Linked DNA regions of Mus musculus: region 1 is linked to region 2. Evidence: chromatin loops called from intact Hi-C (ENCODE). Cell type or tissue: left cerebral cortex. All regions are shown on one strand. Links, peaks and the distances in the headings refer to the core of each region. The heading gives the core; the rest is flanking DNA.

What was found. Peaks named below come from ENCODE experiments on the same cell type or tissue, not always from the same donor. Only the 100,000 strongest peaks of a DNase experiment are listed, where the experiment ranks them.
Region 1: it touches region 2 in a loop (2.7-fold over the local background); 6 of 42 quality-filtered maps call a loop at or near these places.

Annotation. Positions count from the first base shown.
Region 1 is chr2:74,574,624-74,583,189 of GRCm38, reverse strand. It overlaps Lnpk (lunapark, ER junction formation factor), which reads left to right and starts at 4,242. Exons shown (of 13, transcript NM_027133.3): 1 at 4,242-4,371. 4930445N08Rik (RIKEN cDNA 4930445N08 gene) reads right to left here and starts at 4,146. Exons shown (of 2, transcript NR_166470.1): 1 at 4,066-4,146. In left cerebral cortex, for the core only: a CTCF peak has its summit at 4,280; DNase peaks (open chromatin) are centred at 4,197 and 4,787; H3K4me3 peaks cover 1,818 bases; H3K27ac peaks cover 971 bases.
Region 2 is chr2:74,296,150-74,304,715 of GRCm38, reverse strand. 4930441J16Rik (RIKEN cDNA 4930441J16 gene) reads left to right here. Exons shown (of 5, transcript NR_040501.1): 3 at 388-526; 4 at 4,197-4,309; 5 at 5,640-5,776. Among named protein-coding and RNA genes, the nearest start is that of 4930441J16Rik, 7.3 kb to the left of the region's middle. In left cerebral cortex, for the core only: CTCF peaks have their summits at 3,467 and 4,269 (motif pointing left); DNase peaks (open chromatin) are centred at 3,446, 4,037 and 4,212; H3K4me3 peaks cover 536 bases.

The DNA of each region.
Region 1 (8,566 bases), core at 2,362-7,361, 280 kb before region 2:
ATATATATATATATATATATTATTAGGTATTTTCCTCATTTACATTTCCAATGCTATCCCAAAAGTCCCCCATAGTCAGGATAGTGTCAGGAGAACAGGTTCAGCTGCTCAGCAGGTAGTGGCATCTTTGGCTGAGGTGGCAGAACAACAGACCTATCTAGGTGGTCTCTTTCACAGTGGTGGAACAGGTCTGAGCCAGCCTGCTCAAGGAGGCTACACAAATCATTAAAAACAAGCACCTAAGGGGTAATAAAATAATATATAAGATAAAACAAAACAAATAAATTAGAGTAGGACACAAACAAAACAAAAACCAAAAACCAGCAGGAAAGACCCAAGAAAAAGCACAAGAAGCAGATATAGACACAGAGACCCACTTGTTGGCACAATCAGGAATCCCATAAAAACACAAACCACGAAGCTATGATACAGAAAGAACCTGTAGGATGAAAGGAGAAAAAAAAAATAATAGAAAAGTAGGAAAAGCCATGACAGGGCAGTCTGAGGCAAGGAATCTTGAAAAGGCACCATTGAGCTCCTTAGTGCAGCCAGCTGCAGTAGTTTGCCCCCAGTGAGAAGAGTCTGTACTTTAGTAAGCGCCTTGGTGAAGTATTTAACTTCCCATGCAGTTAGTCTTTGGCACCAGAGGACCACTGCTTGAACAAACTTAGTGATAAAAAGAATCAACAGTGCTACTTATTAAAAATCCAAGTTTCCATATTGGACAAGCATTTCTAAGGGAAGACTGAAAATTTGGATTTTTAACAAGGGCCCCTGGCTATTCGTGGGGAAACCTGGACACTACTATGGTGACTTCCATGACCAAGCTCGCTCAGTCGGTCAACAGGTTCTCCAGCGCAGGAGTTTGGATTAAAAAGAAAAAAAGAATTAGATAACACTGTGGCATGGGTTCAGTCAATTCTGAGACTGAAGGTGGGTTTATTTTTTCCAATCCGCTTTTATACCACTTTAATTACATGCAGGTGGGAGAGTAGTATAATGAGGAATCAAGCAAGACAACAGTCAAGGAACAAGTAAGACAATAAACACAAAGTCCCGTGATCACGCCAGTGATAAATGTTTCTAAGGATGATCAAGATATCTGAGCCTATGTCTTTGTTCTACCCTAAAGTCAGATTCTTACTTCCTTGTCCGTGGCCAACATCAGGTACCTTCCTGTACTTACTTCTTTGTCATACCCTAAAGTCAGATTCCGTGCCTGGACTGACTTGTCATGGCTAATATCAGATTCCTGCCAAGTGGCACCCCCAAAGGCTCTCCACACTTCCACTTTTAATTTTATGTTCTAAATGTAAAGAACAGAACAAAATATCTGACTTAGATAAGGATGGCTTCATTTGAAAGAAAGGGCCCACTCTGCAGAAAAGGGCCGATTATAAAGTAACACGTTTTTGTCTACCTTAGACCTTTTGGTGCTTCAGACCCATAAATCCAAGTGTTTACACTTCCTTTTGAAGTCATAAAATCATCCTAAACTCTTTCTTCAAGTTAAAATCACCATTTCCCTCTAAGTCTGGCTCTTTTCCAGTGCTCCCTATCTCTCACTGATGGCATTAGCAGTGGGCCCACCAGGACTCTCCAGTGATTTTTCTCTTACCCGAAACCTTGATATGAGTCTGTCACCAAGGTCTCTCACTTTATAATTTGTTCCATTTGCCCTTCTTATTTTTATTTCCTCCCTCTGTCAATTAAACTATGCCTAACTTCACCCATCACTTGTGCATCCTAATTGGTCCAATGTTGGCCAAACTTGTGCTCCCACACCGTAGCTGGAATGATTTTGCTCTGATCTTATCAGACTCCTGTTTTCTCAAGAAAAGGATTAAGTTTTGTTTTTTAGAAAACAAGGCCAAACTGATCTTTTAGTGTGGTGCCCAGTTTCACATTGTATCGCTGTCTCCTTGTCCAGTCACAATGGCCTCCTTTTAGTCTCTTAGGCTTGCAATGCTTGCTTCAAACAAAAGGCCTTTACATAGGACACTCCTTGTGTTTCTTCACGATTGTGTTTCTTATCTTTTGGATCTAATTTGAGTGTGACCTCCTTAAGAAAGCTTACTCTAACACCTCTGGCTAGATTGACAAATTCCCCACCTGTAAGTTTTCATAACACCTAAGAAAATTGAATACCCTCTTCCTAAATTAGTCTTAAAATTCTATCAGCTTGAACAGTTTGTTTCCTCTCTCAAAGTAGTCTCTGGATTTCACTTCTTTAGATGCTGTCCTGTTACGGTTTAGGCTTAGTAGGGAGCCACTCTTGAGGACTTGTTAGAACAGCCGCTCCACTGGCTTTCCCATCATCCCTGGCTGCTGTGATGCCTTCTAACACTGTGAACATAGAACACTTTTTAACTTGTAGTTTTCTTCCCACTCCTGTTGGATGCTTTATTGTAGCTATGGTATGCTTCCTCAGTACTTAACGAAGGGCCTAGTCCATAAATACTCAAAATCATCCTGGAGTCTGCAGTTTAGCAGTATATCCCATGTTTAGTTCTGTTTGTCTTTCCTGCATTGTCCTGTGACACACTTCCTTTTCACTTTCTTCATTTCTTTCATGGTACTGCGGACTAAATCCTGGGCCTTGTATACACTAGATAAGCTTACTACCATCTAGCCATATCCTCGGTGGATATCCTCTCCATTTATAAGACAAATATAAATATAGTGCTGTCTTTAGCACTATACATATTTTTCTACTTTGTTTCCTCACTTGAAAAATACTTGGGAAGATTTGAGAGATGATTTAGACTTTATGTTTCCCTTTCAAACCTGGCTAGGCTAACATTTTTTCTCATGTGATTTCCCTAGAAACTTTTTTTTCAGGATTAGATCTTTTAGAATCTTTGCCTCTAGCTAGCTCTCTTCTCTCTGTCCTGTTTTATTTTTAAACTCCCTGATAGCTCAATGAAAAACCCTAGGACAAGTATTAGCAAGAGTCAAAAACAAAACAAAACACAACAACAACAACAAAAACAAACAAAACTTTCCTGTTCCCTTTAGGAAAGATCTGAGACAAGAGGCAGCACGAGTTTTATGTTCTTAGAAACTACCAAGGCTGGGAAATAAAATGGCTAATTTTCCAAATAAAAACTGGTGAAATGTCTGTTTACTTTCTTCCACATTGGTGAGGCGATACATGGCACACTAAAGTTTAGCTCTCTCCTATTCTTTTAAGTTTACAAAGCTGTAACTGAAGATCTTAGAATTTAGGGGATTATCTTACAAAGTAGATACTATGTCTATGCCTTCTTCTCTGCTGGTGTTGTCAGTGTAAACATAGCATATTATTATATCTATTGCACTTTGAAAATCAGAAACATTTTCTTCCTTAACTAAAGAAGAAAAACCCGTAAAAGTGATTGAACACAGAACATAAAAGCTTTTGTTGAAGTTTCCCTCCTAATTTTGCCTATGGAGCGCCCCCACCCCTCCCATTGAAGTTTTGTTATTGATACTTGCAGTTGACTGGAATACAGCCTTCTTTAGGTCGTTTTCAATTCTTAGGGAAATACAGCACTACTGTTTAAGGGGCCCCAGTTATTCAGAGGTTTTGGAGATTGTTAAGAGTGTAATTTTGGAAAGCTCAGCCTTTGTTGCTACCCCTTAGCTTGAAAAGACCATCCTTATCATTTCAAGTTCTTCTCATGCTGGTGAGATAAGCGCGTAGTCATGAAAGGACCCTTTTTGACGTCCAAGAGCAACAGAAACAAGCCTAAAGCCCTCATGGGGTATGGCCAGGAGGTGTTATGTATGATGTCTGTCTGTCTCTCTCCACTTGCTTGGCTGGGATGGCTTCTGAGCTATGCAATGTAAACTTTTTTGCTGCCTTCTGGATGACAGCTGATCTGGGATCTCAGGTACCCTCTCTTTTCCAGACACACAGGTCTCGACCTTCAACGTCCCTCCCCTTTGTCCTCCCCACTCTTCTCTCGCTCAGAAGGTCTGGGACAATCAGGATCAGTTTCTTTTCTTGGCGAGACTGGGGCGTGGGAGTTGTTCATGAGAAAAGGAGGCAGAACTAGTAAGAGTCAGTCGGAACCGCCCTACCCTGTGGTGCCCCGAGGACCGACAGCCTACACTAGCGCGGAGGATACTCAGCCTAAATCCTCCTGCCACACCCGCCGCTCTGAGGCACCAACGGCTGGGCCGGCCGGATCACGTGATGGGGGAGCGGCGCGCGCCGGCTGCAGCGCCCATTGGCTGGCGGCAGGAGCGCGGGGTTTGATGGGAAGGCATTGGCCGGGCCCAGCGCTCTATCTGTAGGTGCTGCTGCCTGCTCCAGAGGCTCTACGCGGTGGCGACCCAGGCTTCCCCGAGTGGACGCCCAGGCCGAGCGGCGCCCGCTTTTCTCAGGTAGGACTGTGAAGGGAGGGCCGCGTAGACGGAGGCGCTCCGGACAGCGGGAACCAGTCTCCGGGTTCCTCGGCGCGCCGGCCCGGGTGCCTCCGCCCCTGCCAAGTGGCCTAGAGCTTGGTGGCGGCTGGGGAACACGCCGCGGGGCTGCTGCCCTCCGTACACTGTTGCCGCCTTCTCTCGTGGATCGCCCTGAACAGCGGCCCGAGCGGCTCCGGAGCGCACGAGACCCGGCTCTGCCTCCCCTGAGGCCGGTGTTCTTTCCGGGTATGTTCTCAGGGATTCCGCGCAGTGGCTGTTTAGAGCCCGAGCCCTTGGGCCCCCCCTGTGTTAAGAAGTGTCAGAAGGTCCCAGAGAGCACATCCCTAGCTGAAATATCCACCCTGAGAGCCCCGATCACCTCCGCGTCCACCTGAGCTGGCACGACGGGAAGGTCTGAAAACTGTCAGTGTCATGCTGCTCCGTCCGCGTGTGGGCGTGGATTGTGAGCGACTTAGAGGAGCTGCTCCACAACCATTGTCCTTACTTATTGGAGGGACAGCGACCAGTCTGAGGGGTGGGGTAGGACGAAGGTGCGTGGTGACAGGAGCGACCCGGGAAAAGCAACTCCAAGGGGCATCAGTAGGTTTAATTCTTTGATGGTGTGTTTGCGGACGGAGAGTTCGGATTGGTGAATTTATTTCTGCGTGCAGTTTTAAGCAACACCTGCGACTCACTGAGTTTTCAGTGTTCTGTTCTTACTTTTTGGTTTCTGGTTTGTGGTGCTTAGAGCCTATTGTTTTCTGTCTCTGTGGCCTCAGTCTTAGCGTTGACAACATTGTCTAGAGGTGTGATGGATGTGAGTAAATTTAGTTACAGGCATATATATGTTCAAGCTGGCAGGCAGGGCTAATACCTAGTTCCCAAAGGTCTCCATAGTGCCTTCTTAGAAGAACAAAGTTGATTTCGAATACGAACCTTAAGCAAGAGTGGTTCATTTAAAAGTGAAGTTTTAAAAAGTTCCTTGACATCTATTGGGGTCACCATAGTAATGATGTTAATAAATGTTTATGGTGTTTATATGTTGGAAGAATGCTTGGATAGGTGACTCTAATAAAGGTATGAGTTCATATAGAAATCTCCCTGTCAGTCTTTTTTATTTTTAATTTTTATATTTATTTATTTTGTGGTGGTCATCTCATATTAAAAGTGCTTTTAGAAGTGTGCTTACCATTTTTTTTTTTTTTTTTTTTGGGCAATAAACCTGGTGTAAGATATTTCAGAGTTGCCTATTTGGACATTTGAAAGCGATTTCGAACAAATCACATTTAAACCCAAATTGTGTAGTATAATGTGGAGATGCTGTTAAAGGTGACTAGTTTATATTTAAGTTTGGAATCAAAGGTTAAAAACCACAAAACTCCATTTCTTTTGTTGTTTTCTATGAAGGCTTATACGTTTATTATAATGGGAAGTGCTTGAAAAATACTCCATTTATTTATTTCCATGCTAGGGTAAATGAGAAAAATATTTTTAGTAAAAACACAAACTTATTTTATACTTACAGATTTTAAATTATGAAATAATTAAAATATGCACTCATTTAATGGAATGTTAGGCACATGCTTCATTTAGATATTACATGTGGTTTTGGTAACAGCAATAGTAATGGCTAAAATTACCTAAATACTATGTGCTAAATACTGTGCCAAGTGATAAATAAGTTCACTAAATTTATACAATTCCAAGGAATGTAAATATTCTAACTGCTTTATTAGCCAAAGCTCAGAGTTTAAGAACTCTCTAAGTTTAAGATCATATAGCTGGTAAATGGCTGAGCCATGTTTTGAATCCTTATCCCATTGTTTTAATGTGATTTGAAGTGAGTTGAGAATTCAAGAAAAACACTTAGGTCTGAGTGTGAATAACAGTGGAAAACATCATCAGTATGGTAGAGGGCTGGAGAGCTTGGGGGCACTCAGATGACCCATATGGTGGGTCACAGCCATCTGTAACTCTAACACCCACTTCTGACTTCCCTGGGCACAAGGCACACACATGGTGCACATACATGCAAGCACAATACTCATACACATGAAAATAAATCTTAACCCCCCACATTTAGATGCACTCAGCCCTTAAGGTCATACATGCTAAGTCCCATTGTGATATCAGAGCTGGAAAGAGACTGCACTTGTTTGGGGACAAGCTGCCTGAGGAAGGGAGTGATTTATGCTTCAGAAGGAAATGCTAGAGTCAAGAAAGTGAGATGGATTAGAAAATGGCAATAAGTACATCAAGAAAAACAATTATGGGTAATGACTATGTTATCAGGTACTAGGGTAAGTCAGGACAGAGTTAAGCCTTTCAACACCCTAGAGGATTCTATCTGTCTTTTGCAAATAAGGAAATTGAGAAACAGGGATATTTAATGTTTTGGCTCCTTTTTTTTTTTTTTTTTTACAGTAAGTGATGGTCAGTCAGAATTGGAGTAAAGGAAAGGACAGCAGCAATGGGTGTGATTGAGAAATGAACTCAGTACTATAGAAAATAGCCAATCTTCCTGTGTTTTACATCTGTTAAAAAATACTATCATATGTACATTATAGTAAATCAGCTTTAATACTACTAGAATGTGATAGAAAAATTTCTGAAGCAGTAAGAATCGATTGTTGCTATGCTTATGAGAGCATGGATTTAATGACTATGACTTATATCTCAGAGGGTAAATGTAAAAGCACAACTTCTTGCTTCAGGGAGCCTGGAGGCTAAATCATTGTTTTTTAACAGCAAAACATTTTCCAAATAAATAACTGACATAAAATAGGTATTCATTATGAATTACGAGCATATTTCATATGCTCATTTAAAAAATAATATGCAGTAAAGACTATTTTAGGCTAGTTGATCTAAAAGTTCTAACGGAAACCCTAGGAATTTAGCAAGCCATTTAGCTTTTCTCAAATGCAAATGTAAGCACTCAGATTTAATCTGGTAGGGATTGGGCTACCTGATGCATTCATTGCCATAAACACTGTCTCTTGTTTATAACTCATTTTCTATTTTAGTAGCTTTGCTTACCTACTATTTGAGAAGGTTCAAGGAACTCTCACATATTTTATTTAACTTTGTTTTTATTTTTCTGTTTTATGGTGCTGAGAATTGAGCTCCGGGATCTACATGTACTAGACAAATGCTCTACCTCTGACCAGCATCCCCAGCTGTTTATATTGTATACATAGACATTCTAGCCTATAGAGCTATATTCCAGCCTATGCTATATAAGTACTCTTCATTTCTGACTTCATGCTGTTTGGAATGATTGGCTGCATTAAAAAAAAAAAAAAACTAAAATAATGTGTCTGACTTTGCTGCCTAGTATCTTTGGGGCTTAGCATATTACTTCTGTAGCTTCAGGGTCTTAATTTGTGAAGTGGAGGGGGACAGTATCTAAATGATAAAATTCTTGGGAATCACTTGTTTTAGGGCTTCTTAGAGATCTTGTGCCAAGTGTGTAACTGATGTTGTTATTAATTTCAGACAGTAAAAGGTCAGTCTAAGCCAGGTGGGACATGATGGTACACGTTTGTAATACCAGTCAGTACTCAGAGGCTGAGGCAGAAAAGTAGTTGAGGGTAGGCTAGACTATATAGGAAAACCCTGTCTCAAAAAATCCAGCCCAAACAGAATTTGGTCTCAAGGTATGATTGTTACAAGCTTGGAAGGATACACTTCTTTTAGAGATGGAAATACGCAATCTAGTTGTGCATGAAACACTGTCAGATATCAAAAGCCAGTTTCAAAATAGTGTGGCAATGACAGAGAAATACAAATAAGTAATCATCTAAATTTCTTTACTTCTATCTTTCTTGGTGATTATTTTTAGAATCCTAAGATTTTAAGATTTGTTTAATCTTGACTCAGAGTTTATACTTTTGTTCATTAGATTTCCAGAATACCTCATAATCACATTTTAGAGTTTCAAATACTGAGGAATATCTATCTATCTATCTATCTATCTATCTATCTATCTATCTATCTATATATATATGTATATATATCTATATCTATATATCTATATATAGATAGATATACATACACACACAATATATATATGTATATATATATATATTAATTACTGGATTAATATTTAGTTTGCAACTTAATTGTAGTTTGTAAAATTAAGTTAGCATGCTTCAGAGTGTTTTAGAACAGA
Region 2 (8,566 bases), core at 1,196-6,195:
CTTTCTTCTTTACACCTTGCTGTGGCTTTTCCAAACCTTTGCATCTTGGAAGGCAGCCTAGGACCAGCTGGGTCAGTCTTCTCCAAGGCACAGCCCCACCCTTGACCTGACTTCTTGACCCTTACAGGAATGAGGTCCTCACGTCCTTACAAGAAAGGTGCTTGCCTAGTTTCAGTTGCTTGTGTTGGGTTGAGATTTGCCTGTCCCTGACTCCCATGTCTGATAGGAACCCACAAACAAGTGCCACCTTTTCCTGACAAGGGAGAGAGCAGATCTATGAGAATATCTACCATGACCCCCCTCCCCTGCCAGTTCTCTTCCATGTTCTGTTGGTGACAGCCTTACTGCTATGTTTATGCTGTGTTTTATCCATATGCATCTTAAAAGGTACGGTGAAATGAGAGACAACCCTGGACAAGGAACAGTAGGACAGTCACAGTGCCTAAGCCAAAGGGCTATGTAAGTGGAGACTCAGAGTGAAGACACTGGAGAGACCCTGACATCCTTATTCTGACTCTTCCCTGGGGTAAGCCATCTAGCTGCCTATTCTCCACATCAATTTTTGGTTTATAAAATGCTGTCAATAGAAATAAGTGAAATAATGTTTGTAATTTGGAACAATGCCTGCTATATAAAGCTATGTGCTACTTGTCAGCATATTGATATCCTCAGCAGTCAAATAACACCATTAGTTCATTATAAACTCTTAATCAAATAAGACCATGACCATTTATATCTGATCTATCAGAAATCAATGACTTTTCTCTCATTCCCATGTGTAATGTGTATATGGGACCCTGAATGAAGGACCACCTGACTTATTTTAGAATGCTAATTTACTGAGTCTTGGTGTCAGCAGCATCACAAGCCTAGCTTAGGGTCATTTATCTCGTCCATCACAGTACAAGGTAAGTAATCTATTTTTCTGGAATTAAGATGGTCCCTTTGCAGAGACTCTATGCTGACTCACCACTGAGAACTGGTGACATGTGGAGACTGGTTTGGCATGACTACTTTATAAAGTACATTTTGTTGTCTTCTTCTCAAGTCTCTTAAACTTCTAATGAATCACGTGACATGTGTGGGGTGGGGGGACTGGGTACGGTATGTGCGGTTACTATTATTACTGAGCCACCAGAACCCATCTAACTGTTTACGGACAGAAAGTGTTTGCTCTCTGGTGTGGCTGAATTTATCACCATGAAACTAATCATAGACATATAAACATACTTTTCTTTTGTTTCAAAACTCTTCTGTTTCTTTGCAGTAAACAATTTCTCATCACAAATAGTCGAATGAACAAGCAAATAAATCAACAAATAAAAATGAAAACCATACAGAAAAGCACCCATGGAGACCCCTGGTTATTTTGGAGGGATAAATAAAGGAAGTAGGGAATGGACAATGAAAATCGGGTTTGCTCTGCCCTGCCCCAGTGTCCTCTCGATGCATTGTATTCCGTTCTCTTTCTTTCTGAGGGACGCCCTGCTCTTCCAGGTGAGGCCTGACTGAGCCTTCCCTTGGCTTCACAAGGAGCCTCAGATGTTTGACCTAACCAACCTCCAAGTCTTTGGAGGTTTGTCCATCATAAATTTGCAGTAATTGTTTTGACATTGTTGACCTCTCAAAACATGAAAAGTAGGGCCCGAACAATGAGCAGGCTGTAATTTCATTAGGGGTTTGTTACATTTCAAAAGGGAATACAATTTTTTATGAAAAACAAAAGGAACCTTGTCATACTCTATTAAAGCGGTCTCTTAGCTGAAAATTGCCCGAGGACTTACAGGCTCCTAATTGCAACACTCTACCTCAGGTTTCATGTAATTTAAACGAATGAGTCTTGTAGCGAATGTCTCCTGTTTAAATTACTCAATGTCTCTTTCTTAAATTGCTCAAACTTAGTATTTTGACCTCCTTTCTTCAAGAGTTCAGTTCTGAGAACAGAAAATTCTGGGGGCTGAGGGGAGAATGTTTATATCTAAGGAAGTTAGCAAATGATTCATTTTTAAAGACACTAACTAGTTCACAATCTTTATTAAAAATGCCACACTGTTTGCGTAGAAGGAGGAAAAGGAATGTGTAGGCACGGGAGGGTTTTCTTCCCTTGCGTATTTCTCAGGGACGTAAGAAAGTACTTATTACAGCAACCCGAAAATCGGGTCTGAGGGCTGGTGCACAGCTAGCTGTGTATGAAGGGAGTAAATTGCCAGATTGTAAACACAGCTTGAGTCGCTTCTTTCTTGACGTTTGAACTAACTTAAGTCCCCTCGGGATCTGACTTGAGTTTTGGCAAACTACAGCTTTAAGTTTTGAGAGATGAAAAAGAGAAAAGAAAAGAAAAAAGAAGAAGATATCACCTAACAATGTCTCCTCTTTAGGCAAGTTGTTGTGAAGTTGGTCATCTTAATGACGTGTGGTAAAAGAGCTGAGGAGAGACAGATGACGTCACCTGGCCCTTTCTGAGATATTGGATGGTGATGAACTTGTGGCATTTAGAAAGGGCTCTCTGAGCTTAGTCAGACTGGGATTCGAGCAAGCATGGGGGTGGAAGCAGAGAAACTGCTGGTAGTTATTAACTTCCTGGTTATCTCTGAAACTGGGTAAAGAGATTATAAGGGAAGAGAGAAGGGGAGAGAGGTCCAAGGAGGAGAAAGGAGCAGGGAAGAGAGGAGGAGTCGGGATTTCTCAGTTTACAGTCTTCTGTACGTTTTAGGGTCTACTGGTTATTTTATCATGCAAACCTTTACTTACACCACCAAGTCCACCTCATGTCATGGTGAGTCTCACTAGCTGCATTAATATCGTGAAAAAAAAATGTACTGGGGTACGTGCCTGTGACTCTACCGCTTAGGAAACTGAGCTGGGTAGATCATTAGCTCCAGGACACCCTAGGTTGTCCAGTGAGGCCCCATCTCAGCAGGCGGAGGAGGAAGAGGAGGAAGAGGAGGAAGAGGAGGAAGAGGAGGAAGAGGAGGAAGAGGAGGAAGAGGAGGAAGAGGAGGAAGAGGAGGGAGAGGAGGGAGAGGAGGAGGAGCAGGGGGAGGAGCAGGAGGAGTAGAAAGAAATAAATTTTTTTTAAATGATGTTAGGTCAAGTCCACTAGTAAATAATAATATTTTAATGTGATATTTTTGTATTAACAAATATTTCAGCAAGAGTTCGACATGTACATGGCAAGAATCTAAATTTCTTACATGTACCAATTAATTTAGTCCCCATAGCAACCTCGTAAAATAGGGATTTTTTGCTATCCTCACATTTGAGGTGGAGAAGCTAAGGCATGGGCAAGTTTACAAACTGGTGTAGTCGACACAGCTCTGAGGTCAATGGGACTGAAACAGTTTGCCCTTTCTGCAGCATGAGTCTGGATTTTTAAAGACGTGTGGTCAGTCATTCTCTGGAACTGAACGTCATTTCCATCCCAGACGGACTCCACTAGAGTCATGTCCTGCTGTGTCGCCCTGGTGGTGACAGTAATTAACAGCCATGTCTGCATGAAGGACAGTGGTGAAGACCGTAGCTTTCTCATTGTCTGTGGAGAACTGAGACAACAGCAAAAAAAAAAAAAAAAAAAAAAAAAAAAAAAAAAAAAAAAAAAAAACCCCACAGGGCAGACTTGTGAAAGACGAATAGAATGTGTGTTTTATCTGCTCATTTGTTCATCTACCAAATTCTCACAGAAGGTATCTCATGTGCACCTGGCATCCTCTTCTCTCCACCGTAAACAAGCCAGGCCCTTCCTGCATCGCTTGGGTGTCTCAGATACTTTCCTCTCTAGGAACTCTTCCCCACCCACCCTCTTCTGGGGTTAAAAAAAAAAAAAAAAAGAAAGAAAAGAAAAGAAGAAAAAAGGTGAAAGGTGTTCCACACAGTCTACCTGTAAGAGCAGGGAGACGAAAGTTCCTGAGGTTATTTCAAAACCATACAAAGACATCCACGCACGGAACGCACGGCCCTGAATGTGCTCATCGTGTCCTCAACTACCAAGCTGCATAAGGACTTGCATTAAAACTGATGGTGGGGGAGGGGAAGCAGAGACGGAGACACAGTTCTTGAATTAAATGGATCCTCTCTAGGGGTGTGCACTTAAGGATGTAGTCAGCACAGCGTTTCGGTGTCTTTAGATCTTAGGAATGTATTTCAAGATTAATTATAAAATGAATTCTTTAAAATGGAAAAATACATCCATTTCCTAGTACTCCTGACAGCAGAGTGGTTAAGAAAAGTCTTGAAGCAAGCAGTTCAGTGGCTGGACCGCCACCTACTGGTCATTGTTAGCCACAACTGAGCCGTAGCTTAGGAAAAGAAGGTAAGAAAAAAATGCCTCGGGCAAGCCCTCTTTCTAAAGAAAATATTTTAATGCTTACACTGTGGTGAAATGAATGTTTTAAAGGATTAAGAGGATATGATTAGTGTCATTTCAAATTCCTCTACATGTTTTGGTAGTTTATGGAGGTCACACTGCTTAAGATACAAGTTTCACAGTGTTCCAAAAATGTATATATATGCAGGCCGTTTCAATCAGGTCAAACAGAGCACCGTCGCGGAAATTTATGAAAATGTATCCCAAACACAAACGCACCAACCTGAAGGTGTCAGCTTGCAACTCCAGTGTCCAATGTCCAGAAAAGAGAGAAGGTCTTTGTCCTCACACCTTTCTGTTTAAGAAGCTTTTGCAGATTTTAAAAATATATACATTCAAATATATACATTCAAATAAGGAGATCAAGTCAAGAACATCCCCAGTCATTTCTGAAGGACCCTGAACTGGCAGAAACCTGTTCAGTTAACACCGAGTTTAACATCTGTCAAATGCTCACAGTTCAGGAAGACGTGTGATTTTTTTCCATGTTTCTCCTAAATAACTGAATTCCTCATTGTCGAGTGATAGTGCATTCTTACAAATGACAATGTTCCCTACTGCTTAAATGTAGAATCCTGGTGGAAACTTCACAAATGTTATGGAGTCCTTCGTTTCTAAATGGCACTTCTTTAAGTCTTTGTGCTAAATTATACATGTAAGGAAAAATTGCAGAGTGTTTATCATTGTTGGTAGGATGCATAAATGTATATGCTTTTGCAATTTCACATGAGTTTATAGATTTTTTTCACTCATACTAACATGTGACTTTATTTATTATGTTTTTAGGGCATAAGGGAAAATCAACCTAGACTAGTTGGGTTTTATTAAACTATGCTTCCTACTAACGCTATGCTATAGCTTTCAGTATTAAACTATGTCAGTGAATTCTAACAACCCAGCCATTCTCAGCTAACATGTCTCTTTTCCTTCCAGGGCAAGGTAGGTTTAGAGAATACCACCTTCATTTGTTAAGATAATCTCTTCACAAAAGAAGACTAAAACTCCATTTTATTTTTTGTGATAATAGCATTTTTCCCTGTACATAAAAAGCCTTAGCAGATTTAAAATCACCATGATTAGACCCACCCATGCCCAGTCTTGAGATAAACATATTGTTTAGAATGTTTTTCTTTATGATATCAGTCACACAGGTATAAAACTAGAGGTCTGTGTTTGCCTTTATTTACAGCTACACTGATAAGATTTATAGAGATAGTATAAAATGATATTAAGCAACAGGAGTAAAGTTGATCAAATATTCACTTTCTATTTACAGCTTTTTTCCTTAGGTGAGTCCATTCAATAATGACATTAAACCAAAGCCAAAGAAAAATAACTTTACCTAAAAATACGGATGAAGAACCGAACCAAATAAAATTAAGCTGATCTCTTAATAAATGTCTGTTTATTGTTTTAAATTCTGCGTTTTTTTTCCTACTTTTCTGAATCATGCTGACGACGCATCTTAGAATACAAGCATATATAATAACTTGGACACAACCATTTTTATTTCTTTTGTGTGTCATTACTGAGAGATTGAAGCAAGCCTCACCTAAGTGTAGTGATGCAAAAATAATCGTATCCCAGTCTGGCTGCGCAAGAGCGGAGGCAAACAAGAGCCTCATATTAAAGTGCTTCTAGGTAGCTGACATGACACATCTAGCCAGACGTAAATAATGACAGACGGAAACTATCATAAGGTCTGTGAAGCATCAACATACCGCTATCATTTTCTCTCTAACCTTGCCTTGCTAGCAGCTCTCCGCCTTCCAGGCCGAGAGATCATTTAAAAAGCAAATCCTAATGACCCTGCCTAGTGTAACAACCGTCCGTCCCGGAGAGTGGCATCAATTTAACTCAGTTTGGGAACTCAGAGGAACAGCTATTGTTGACTCAAACACCCTAAACTCCAGTTCTCCACAGATCAATCCCCGCCCCCACAGTCTCCCCTTTTCCTGTTGCTATTTCCAAGCCTTAAGAAGAGATCATCCTTGCAGGTGGGGAAATGGCTCATCGCAGTTATTCACTTGGCATTCCGTATGTCATCTCTAAGATGTCACCTAGATTTTAGGACCAGCTCATTTGGTACAAAATGCTTTAAGTTTCCCCCTCCTTTTTTTTCATGTGGCATACATTATTTCCTGTATATTATGTATGCACAGGGTAACCGTGGATAAATAACATCCCTGTGTCCCTGTAGCTTAAGCGTAACACGGTTATGGTTCAGATAAACACGTCTGTACATGGCTGCCATAATCAATGTGGAATGGCAGAACAATTTTGCAGATGCATTCCTGGGAAGAGGGAAAAAAAATAAAAATAAAGGCTGTCTTGTCCAGATTCAACAGAATGTATTCTATTGAATACCTGAGCCCAAGTATTCACATGCTTTATTTGATAAGGCAGGAATGACTTTGCAAGCCAGAAGGAACTGAAGCTGATACACAATAGGATAATAGCATTATCACTTTGCAAATCAGCACGGAGCTGTCCTTGGGTGCCCGCAGAGGGGCTGGGGGGCTCCCAGAGAGCTTGCTGGCTAGAGGAAAAGATCAGGAGCTCAAGCTGTCTGCTTGTGAGCGGGAATGTATGAGAATAAATTGCTGGCAATTTCTTGTTTGGTTAAAAACCAGATAAGCAGCACATATGTGTTCTCACCATCATGCGAGGGGCGTGGGTAATCGGAGGTGGGGGTGGGGGTGGGGGCAAGAGAGAGTGAGGGAGTTTGCAATGGAAAGCAGCTATTGATCTCATTTCACAACACTTTAATCTCTAGCTAAATATCTTACTTACCTTGTAGGAAAGAGATGCCAAGTTGAAATAAATAATAAACACACAATATTTTAAGGACTTTTGAATTTTGCATGGTAATAAATATTAATGCAGTTTGTGACTCCCAAAGAAAATAGAGGGCACTTAATCCTGTTGTTGATAGCAGGTAGACTGAGTGTTGATTTCCCGGGGCGAAAGTGAAAAATGTACTATTTGGACTTAAATTTATATTTAATAAATAACTAATTTAGGATCTTGTTCTATATGCAAGGATATAATCACAAGGCATTCGCTTTTAAAAGGTTTCATTTATTCTTGTGAGCTTAATTATTGCGAGGAAACTGTGAGCAATTTGTTTTTTACCAGTGTCTGATTTCTGAGAATGGTTATTAAATATTAAATGGATGCATAATTCAGGCAATTAAGAAAGTAATCACACAAAGTAATGTAATGGAAGTTAATTATTACTGCATAAGCAAATAGTTCATTAATGCTAGTAGTTGCTCTGGCTGCATTCTTAATACATGCAGAACTGAAGCGTGGATCCTCTGTGTATTCCAGGGGCTGATAGGAAATGTGAAGCTGTACAGTCAAGAGCACCACTAATGAAAAGCAGAGGCAAATGAGGCCGTATTGACCCCTGACTTGTCCAGATAAGGCAGGATTATCATTACTTAGGAGAGTTTTGTTGAAAACAGCATGGCAAGAGCTGCTTATAATTTGCAGGGGGGGCAGAGGATGGAGGGAGGTTGGAATATGAACCTTGATGTAAAGAGAACCCCACAAGAATCCAGCTTGTTAAAAATAAAAGTCACCAATCTTGCACTCAACCTGATTTGTTTTTCTTTTTAAACCAACCCTTTTATTAAACAGCTAGAGTCATTGTTTAGGACTTTGAAAGACTCCAACGGTTTTCGGTTTCCTTCCTGCCTGCCTGCCTTCCTTCCTTCCTTCCTTCCTTCCTTCCTTCCTTCCTTTCTTTCTTTCTTTCTTTCTTTCTTTCTTTCTTTCTTTCTTTCTTTCCCATAAGAACATCAGAGCTGGTAACGTGGCTGACTTAGTCCTCAAGTGAAAATTCTGAGCCATCTTTGCTGGCGCTGTCCCCAAAAGCAGTGCGCTCTGGAAAGGCTCTGTGATATTAGATTCCCATACCCCCTAACATGACATTGCACTGTTAGGAGGCCTGAGATGGCTGGATTGAGCCCAGGAAGGGAGAGGGTGAAACAATGGTGGATCTAGGATCCAGTGCCTCTAGGATCCACTGGTCACCTCCTTTATGGGTTTACTGTTTAACTACCCAGATCTGCCCCATGCTCATTCTTGGTCTTCAGGCAGGTTGATGGTGTCTATTCTGACTCTTCAGAATTCCAGGCACACACAGGAGATTCTCCAAGACCAGGTCCAGTTTAACCAGGAATTCATTACATGAGA